Regions from separate parts of the Homo sapiens genome. Here region 2 is linked to region 1. The links are chromatin loops, found by intact Hi-C in ENCODE. Cell type or tissue: PC-9. All regions are shown on one strand. Each heading gives the region's core, and the rest is flanking DNA. Links, peaks and the distances in the headings are about the cores only.

Region 1 (4,395 bases), core at 194-4,193:
CATTGAATACAATGTACATGATACAAGGTATCATAAGTAATCTAGAGATGATTTAAAGTATACAGGAGGGGGCTGGGCACAGTAGCTTACACGTGTAATCCTAGTACTTTGGGAGGCAGAGATAGACAGATCACTTGAGGTCAAGGGTTCAAGACTAGCCTGGCCAACATGGCAAAACCCCATCTCTACTAAAAATACAAAAAATTAGCCAGGTGTGTTAGCACATGCCTGTAATCCCAGCTACTCAGGAGGCTGAAGCACAAGAATCCCTTGAACCCAGGAGGTGGAGGTTGCAGTTAGCTGAGATCACACCTCTCTGGGAGACAGAGTAAGACTCTGCTTCAAAAAAATAAAAAATAAAGTATACTGGAGGGGACTGGGCACAGTGGCTCATGCCTGAAATCCCAACACTTTGGGAGGCCAAGGTGGGGACGGATGGCTTGAGCTCAGGAGTTCAAAACCAGCTTGGCCAACATGGTGAAACGCTGTCTCTACAAAAAGTACAAAAAAATTAGGATATGGTGGCACATGCCTATGGTCCCAGCTACTCAGGAGGCCAAGGTAGGAGGATTGCATTTGCCTAGGAGGTCAAGGGTGCAGTGAGCTGTGATCACACCACTGCACTCCAGCCTGGGCAACAGAGCAAGACCCTGTCCCCTCAAAAAAATGTATATGGGAGGATGTGCATATGTTATATGCAAATACTACATCATTTTATATCAAGGACCTGAGCATCCTCAGATTTTGGTATCCCTGTGGGGTTCAGGAACGAATCCCCCTCAGACACCGAGGAATGACTATATTTACTGAGAAGTTACTAACGCCAAGAACTGTGCTAAGCCCATGTATAGATTGACTCCACAGTTCCCCAAGTAGGTCTGTGGTCTGAGGTATTAGACCCACCTGCTGTGGTCCTGAAAATGCAGGATTTATATTCATATCATTATTCCAGGGATCTCATTTGTGGCCAAGCTAGGGGATATCAGTGCACATTTAATCATTCAACAAGTCCACAGGTAGGACTTTGTATATTAGTTTTACAGAGTGGGAAAGTGAGGCTCTGGAAGCATAAGTGATGGCACTAAGTTGACAGTCCCTCTGACTTCACAGCTGGGCACCTAGGCACTACAGTCCAAACACTGGCAATAAATATGGCACCACCCAGTGACTTAACAGCTGCCCCGGATTCTACTTTATGGATTACCTCGTACTAAGTAAACACAATCTTTCCTTTTTACCTTTTCTTTTCATTACTTTGGGGTGTGACATGGACTTGGGTTCCAAACCGTGGGCTTAAAATCCTTTCTAGATGTAGCCAGAGTGAAGCACCACTTCAGTAGCAGTTAATTACCTTTAATGATAATTGGTAACACTAATAATTGCAGCTCCCATTTACTGAGCGCTTACTACAGGCCAGGCCCTGTGCTACGGGTGATGTGTGCCCTTTGAACACATCATCTCCTTCATCCCGCCCAAGTGAGTGTGGGCTGGGGATATTCACATCGCCCTCAGCTCCCTCCCTCCCTCCCTCCCGGGTATGCGGGGAGACAGTGATACCATCAGTCAAGCCTGGTGATTAAGCATCTTGGGCCTTTGCTACTGTTTCCATAATAAGGTAGTGGCTTTTGACCTACTTCCTGGGCCAAAACCCTCTCTGGGGATTTGATGGCTCTGTGTAAAACCTGACCCGTGGTCTATCTCCTTGTGGTCAAGAATCAGGGTGGGGCAGTGGGCGCTGGTGGAGAGAAAGGGGGAGGAAAGATTGCAGCATGAATCAGACCCTGGCTCCACACTTAATGGTCACCAAGAAGTCTGCCCCACCGTGGTGGCATTCCAGAGGCCAGAGGCCAGTGTGACTACTGCAGCTGGAATCTGACAACTGTGGCTTCCACCATAATGACACCTTGAGAGACGCTTGGTGGTCACATGGGGTGTGTTTTCTTCCCTACTTTTCTCTCACAGTCTTTTCCACTCTCAGCCAGGCCCTTGGGCTGTCCCTGGGGAAGGGAGCAGAGAGCTATTCGAGTAGAATGCTTGGTAGGCAAGCACTTCCTCTGGGGACTCTTGTATTCATGCACTCATTGGTTCCTCTGTACATCCATCCATCCATCCTTCCATCCATCTATCCATCCATCCATCCATCCATCCATCCATCCATCCATCCCTCCCACCCTCCCTCTATCCATCCATCCATCCATCCATCTATCCATCCATCCATCCATCCATCCATCCATCCATCCATCCATCCTTCCATCCATCTATCTATCCATCCATCCATCCATCCATCCATCCATCCATCCAACCATCCATCCATCCTTCCATCTATCCATCCACCCACCCATCTGTTTATCCATCCAGCAAATGACTATGTCTAAGGCACACTTGTAGATATTTGGGGCTATGGGAAATAACAAGGAGTAAGACACAGACCCTGCTCTCAAGGAGCCTGCACTCTCACGTGGGAAATAGAAGTAAACTGACAATGCCGTAAACTTTGGGAGTAGTTTCTAGGAGACATATTAAGCTGTGCTGAACAAGTTCATTTGAATTACTCAGAGCCAGTTTGGCCTCTGGAGGCACACATCCCTGCTCAGATCTCAGCTCCACCAATTATCATCTGCATGGCCTTGGGTAAGGCACTTCACTTCTCTGAGCCTCAATTCCCTCATCTGTAAAATGGGAGTAATTATAATACCTACTTCACTGAGTTGTGAGAATTAAAAGGAATATGTATGTACAGGACAATGCCTGGCCTGTAGTAGATGTGGAATCATCGGTTAGTTCATTTCTCTTTTCTTCTTTAAGCTCTCTGGGGGGTACAGAAATGGATAAGCTCTAGTTCCTATCACAAAGGGACTTAGAATGTAGTAAGAGAGAGTGACCGTGGGTTTAGCCCTTGCTGCTTGCCAAGTACCATGAAATACTTCCTGTTTATTTTCACATTTAGTTTGTACAACACAGTGAAGGCTTTATAATTCCCATTTCACAGATAAGGTAATGGAAGCTCAGAGAGTTAAATGACTTGCCAAGTTTGCACAGCTAATAAGTGGCAAAGCTGGGATCTGAACCCTGGTTTATTTTACTGCCGAGTCCACAGTCAAACACTAGGTTATAGTGTCTGTACACAGCTGTGCATGGTAGAAGGTAATAAGTATCCTAATAAAGTGTCAAACATATTGTTCTGAAAACATGGAGAAAGAACTTCTTGGAGAAGATGGTATTTGAGCTCCATTGTGAAGGAGAGAAATCTAGAATATCAGTCTCATTTCACAGAGATCACAGGTGGCAACTGTGGTCTTCCAGGCAGACAGCACAGCTTGGGTAAAAGCATGAAGGCGAAAAGTGTGCAGTGCTTTAAGGGAGTAATCCCAGAATCACATACCATTTATAAAACCTGAACATCATGTTAGTCCGATCCCATTATGTCACCGGTGACAAAACCGAGGTCCTGGCCCAGGCCCCGTGGTAGTGAGTGGCAATGCTGGGGTCAGCCCAGCATTGTTGGAGTGCAGAGTGTGGGACAGATAAGGCTCACCAGAAAAGTGGGAGTCAGATTACAGAAGACCTTGATTCTAGTGTGAGGAGTCTGGAAATAGAGAACGGTTGAAGGTACCTGAACAAGGTGAGTTCCAACCTATTGATGGCGGAACTGGAGGGACCACAGCCCCACGGGATAGGAATCTTTGGTGGGGTCCAGCAAATCACTGGCTTCATGGGATTTGAGCCACTTCAACTGGTCTGGAGCTCTTCATCATGGGGACATTCATTTGCTTATCAAAAAAATAGGTTTGCTTGAGGACTGGCAGTTCTAACAAGGTGTTTTGATTTCTAGATTTAGAGGTCTCCCCTGTTAAATAAATGCCCTCATAGAACTCTGTATTTTCTCCTTTGGAGCACTTATCACAGTGTATCATTAAAGTTAATTGTGTGAAAGTAGTGACTGTCTGGCTCCATGGTGGGATCAAAGCTGTCGTCTGTTTTTTTCAACACCATATACCTAACATCTAGCAAGGGCCTGGCATAGAAGGGCTTAATCAAAATTTTTTAATGAATCAATGAACCAACCAATGAATCAAAACTAAGTTCAGCCCGATCAATTTCCAGATAAGAAAACTGAGGTCCAGAGAGAAGCAATTCCTTCATTCAACTTGACACGTATTCCTTGACCTACTATGCACCAGGCAATATCGTAAATATAATGAACAAGACAGACGAGGTCCCTGTCCTCAGAGGGATTAGGAGTGAATAAACAATACGTGAGTAAACAGATACATTGAAAAGGCAGTTCTGTTAGGTGCCTGTCTTGAGAACAAGGTTTCCCTTGGAAACAGGATGGGCTGGCCAGAGATGACTCTTCTTTTCCTTAGCACACACTTCATCCTCTACCTCCTCCAA
Region 2 (4,395 bases), core at 150-4,149, 110 kb before region 1:
TTAAAAAGTTCCTTCCAGCTGCTGTGTGGTGAATGGACTGCAGTGTGGGTTGGAGAGTGGGTTCTGGAAAACCAGCGAGGAGATTATTATGCTAACAGGAGAGATGGCAAGGTGTGATACAAGAAAGTGATCAGAAAGGGGCTTAGCCATTGCCCCTTTGTCAGTCCCAAGTGGGAACCAGGCTACTTGGGAGAAAAACACAGGCACCGACTGTCTGTGCGGATGCCCCTCTCTGCAGCCTCCCGGTTGTAGCTGAAGGATGCTGCCGTCAGTGTTTCATGCACCATTCTCCCCGAATCACTGTCTACTCCTTCACCCGGCTTCCTGTCTCCAATGCCCAGCACAGGTCCTGGGATGCAGTAAGCATCCAATCAATGTTTATGACATCAAAGGAATAACTTTCCAGTAGTATGCAGCTGTTAATCTAGAAAGGACCTCTTCCCAAGATAGAATTGTGTCCTTCTGCCAATAGATACATTTAGGCGCATGTTTTTTGTTCATTATTGTCTTAATATGACCCTGAAAATAATACACGCTCATCATAAAATATATTCAAGCCCTGTAGAAACCCATTAATTAGAAAGTGGAAGTCCCTTATAATTCTACTTCCCAAGGGAAACCACTGCATCAAAAACCAGGTGCAGGCCAGGCACAGTGGCTCACGCCTGTAATCCCAGCACTTTGGGAGGCCAAGGTGGACAGATCACCTGAGGTCAGGAGTTTGAGACCAGCCTGGCCAATATAGTGAAACCTCGCCTCTACTAAAAATACAAAAATAAGCCAGGCATGGTGGCACACACCTGTAATCCCAGCTACTCGGGAGGCTGAGGCAAGAGAATTGCTTGAACCTGGAAAGTGGAGGTTGCAGTGAGCCAAGATCACACTACTGCACTCCAGCCTAGGTGGCAGAGTGAGACCCCATCTCAAAACAAAACAAAAACCAGATGCAATTTCTTTCATATTCTCTCCTACCTCTGTCCCTCCACCAGTATTAGCATTATTCTGTACACAGCACACATGCATTTTCTTCTTAGATTTCTTTCCATGGCAATACAATAAATCTGCTTCAGTCTTTTTTAACCTGCTGAATATTTTCCTGGCCCCATGGGGAAATCTTCCAGCGACACACACTCAGCGTATACAAAAATGCTCCCTTTTTCAGTTGCTTTTCTGTCTGGGTGAAAAATAAAGCTGAAGTGCTGTTTTGTCTACAGGTGGCTTTTTTTCAGGCCAGGAGAACAATGGTTGAGTCAACTGGTGAGGAGTAGAAATGCAGTAATCCTGTTAGCCACACTGTGCTTTGAGGTCTGTCAAAGCCTTTCTCTGCCTTTGCTGCCACCATCCCTCACTTGTATATTCGAGTCCTCTTCCTTGGTAATGTGTTATTACCTTCTCTCCGGCAACCTGGCTCCTCTCCCCAACTCTCCGTGTCCAGTAATTAACCTGTCCCATCTGGTCTCTTTGTTTGCCCTCTCTGCATGCCGTCTAGCCATTAGGGCCCTGGGAAAAGCTAAATTCCTCCACCTTTGTAAACACAAAATCAAAATGCCATCTGCATTTCTCGAGAAACATTTTTTTTGACAAAGGAGTATCACAGCAAATCAAACCATCCTGGCCCCAGCAAATAGTTTCACTCATTCAGCAAATATCCCCAGCAATCACAGGTTTAATTTGTATTGCCTCTGTTCTCCAATGAATACAGGAGACCGCAAATTGGCATTTAAAATATTTATGATTCACGTGTAACAGAAGAATGATCTCAGGGTTTTTTTCCTATTATTTTTAGAGTTCTGAACACATCGCGCACTCTCAAATGTATTTCGTGAGTTGGCCAGAATTCTTAATTTCTGGTCAGTTCAGGAAAGTTGAGACAAGGGAATGCTTGCAAATGTGATCACAATCTTAAATGATACGACTTTCTTGTGTGCCCCAAATGCTGCATTTATAGAAGGGCTGTTTGAACAGTGAGCAATGCACCTAGGAATGAGGATGGGGATGGGTAGGACTACGTGTCCTGAAAACAGTAAAAATAGTAGAAAACCAGGTGCAGTGGCTCACGCCTGTAATCCCAACACTTTGGGAGGCCGAGGTGGGCAGATCATTTGAGTCTAGGAGTTCAAGACCAGCCTAGGCAACATGGTGAAACCCCATCTCTACAAAAAACACAAAAAATTAGCCAGGTGTGGTGGCGTGTGCCTGAAGTCCCTGCTATTCTGGAGACTGAGGTGGGATGATTGCTTAAGCCCGGGAGGCAGAGGTTGCAGTGAGCTGAGATGGCATCACTGCACTCCAGCCTGGGCAACACAGTGAGACTCAGTCTCCAAAAACAAACAAAAAAAAAGTAGCAACAATAATGAAGATAATTTGCGGGTGTAGCATTACACACTTAAAAAAAAACACTTTCCGGCTGGGCGCAGTGGCTCACGCCTGTAATCCCAGCACTTTGGGAGGCCGAGGCGGGCGGATCACGAGGTCAGGAGATCGAGGCCATCCTGGTTAACATGGTGAAACCCTGTCTCTACTAAAAATACAAAAAAATTAGCTGGGCGTGGTGGTAGGCACCTATAGTCCCAGCTACTCCGGAGGCTGAGGCAGGAGAATGGCGTGAACCCGGGAGGCAGAGCTTGCAGTGAGTGGAGATCTCGCCACTGCACTCCAGCCTGGGAGACAGAGCAAGACTCTGTCTCAGAAAAAAAAAAAAAAAAACAAAAAAAAAAAACACTTTCCTAGCGGTGATCTCTGCTGGGCCACCCCCACTCCCTGACAGAACTCCACAGCAAGTGGAGCTGACTGTCCAATCCGTTTTACAGATGAGAAAACTGGGTTTCAGAGAGGTTACAGAACTGATGCGGGGCCACACAGCCTGTCCTTAGCAGAAGTGAGCCTGGAAGCCACCCTGCAGCTAGCTGTGTGTTCTGTTCCTTGTTGAGTGACCAGCATTTTCCAGGGATCACAAACTCATAGACCACTTGAGCTGGGATGACAGGGAAGCCACAGCCAGTGTGACGTTTACAGCTCACATCTGTTCATTTGCTAAGAAGGACAGGTTTCGGTTTGATTTTTTTTACGTAGATTTGCCACTTGTCCAGGCATGATGACGAAGACAAAGAAAGGAAAGGTACTGAGTACATTGGGTGTATTTTCTCCCCCTAGGCCTCTGTCTCTTGCTGCAAGCAGAGAAACAACGTCTGTACTCGAGCCGGGTTTATGTCAAAAACCCAAAGAGGATCTTTCGCTTTTGCTGATAAAGGACCTCCCCCAGGTAAGCAGCTGCTTTGCACTGGCCTTGACCTAAGGGTTAAGTGTCCCAGATTTGATTTGCAGGGCACCTACTTCTTCACAGGGAGTCTTTGGAAGGATTTAGTCTTTGGGTGGGGAGGAGTAGCAGGCAGGTACTGAACAAAGAGGAGAGGTGAGAAGACAGCCAGCAATCCCCACCAGGAGGACAATGGCTGGCTCTGGAAATGGGCCTCCAAAGCAGCTTCCTGGCCTCCCCTTTTATGATCTGGCATACCTGCTCTGGGCAGCCAAGTGGAGAAGTGGCTTCTCACCTCAGAAATGTGCACATTCGTATACCCCAGCTGCCATTAGGGGCCACTGGGGAGGGGCAGGAGATACAGGGCATGACCATACATCCTGTTCCTTCAACACTGAGCTGCCACGTTCATTTTCTCCTATGCTAGAGGTGACTTCATCATCCAGTCATAAAACAGAGGAGGCAGCTCTGTTTCCGGAGCACCCACTCCACGGTGAGTGGTTTCCATGCAGTCTTGCAGGTCTGCCGTCATAGGTTCATCCACTTAGCCCTACTTTTCAGATGAGGAAGTGGAGGCTCAGAGAGTTGAAATGACTTGCCCAGTGTCACACAGCCAGTAAATGGCAGACACAAGCCCAGAGGGGTCTCACTAACGAGCCCACGTCCTCCATCATTCCATTGTCCCTTCTGGAACCTCCAAGATTCAGGAATACACAAGAGCTTTCCTGCAAGTGTTTCCCCTGCCGGCCTTGGGGAAGGGTGTTGCACCTCTCCTGTGCTCTCTGACCTCCAGTGCTGGAGCACTTATTATATTAGATTATCCCAAATAGGTCCCACAGACCACACCCCAACCCCAGAAGCCCTGGGCACCAGAGCTGCCCCAGGAACCTTGGGCCCCAGAAGCAGGAGGAGGAGCAGGGAAGGTTTGCTTCTGCAATCATGCCTCTTGCAGAGGGGTGTGGATAAAATTGTAGTGCATGTGAGATTTCAGCAAATCCAGATTAAAGTTGAAAAGATCAATCTGAAGCTGAATAACAAAACCAGCGCTAATTAGGAGGCTCAGCCCCAGTTCATGCTCTCCTGCCTTGCATCATCCATGGGCAAAACCCCACCTTGTCTATTTATACAGAAGAACAAAG

The links. A loop is a pair of places that touch in the nucleus more often than their neighbours do. Peaks named below come from ENCODE experiments on the same cell type or tissue, not always from the same donor. Only the 100,000 strongest peaks of a DNase experiment are listed, where the experiment ranks them.
Region 2: it touches region 1 in a loop (5-fold over the local background); 1 of 110 quality-filtered maps calls a loop at or near these places.

What each region holds. Positions count from the first base shown.
Region 1 is chr1:24,263,973-24,268,367 of GRCh38, reverse strand. No RefSeq gene overlaps it. Among named protein-coding and RNA genes, the nearest start is that of GRHL3, 53 kb to the left of the region's middle. In PC-9, for the core only: no CTCF peak of the experiment used is centred there; DNase peaks (open chromatin) are centred at 1,157 and 1,707; H3K27ac peaks cover 1,794 bases.
Region 2 is chr1:24,372,569-24,376,963 of GRCh38, reverse strand. STPG1 (sperm tail PG-rich repeat containing 1) reads left to right here. Exons shown (of 9, transcript NM_001199013.2): 6 at 3,154-3,262. Among named protein-coding and RNA genes, the nearest start is that of STPG1, 39 kb to the left of the region's middle. In PC-9, for the core only: no CTCF peak of the experiment used is centred there; a DNase peak (open chromatin) is centred at 1,713; H3K4me3 peaks cover 974 bases; H3K27ac peaks cover 3,114 bases.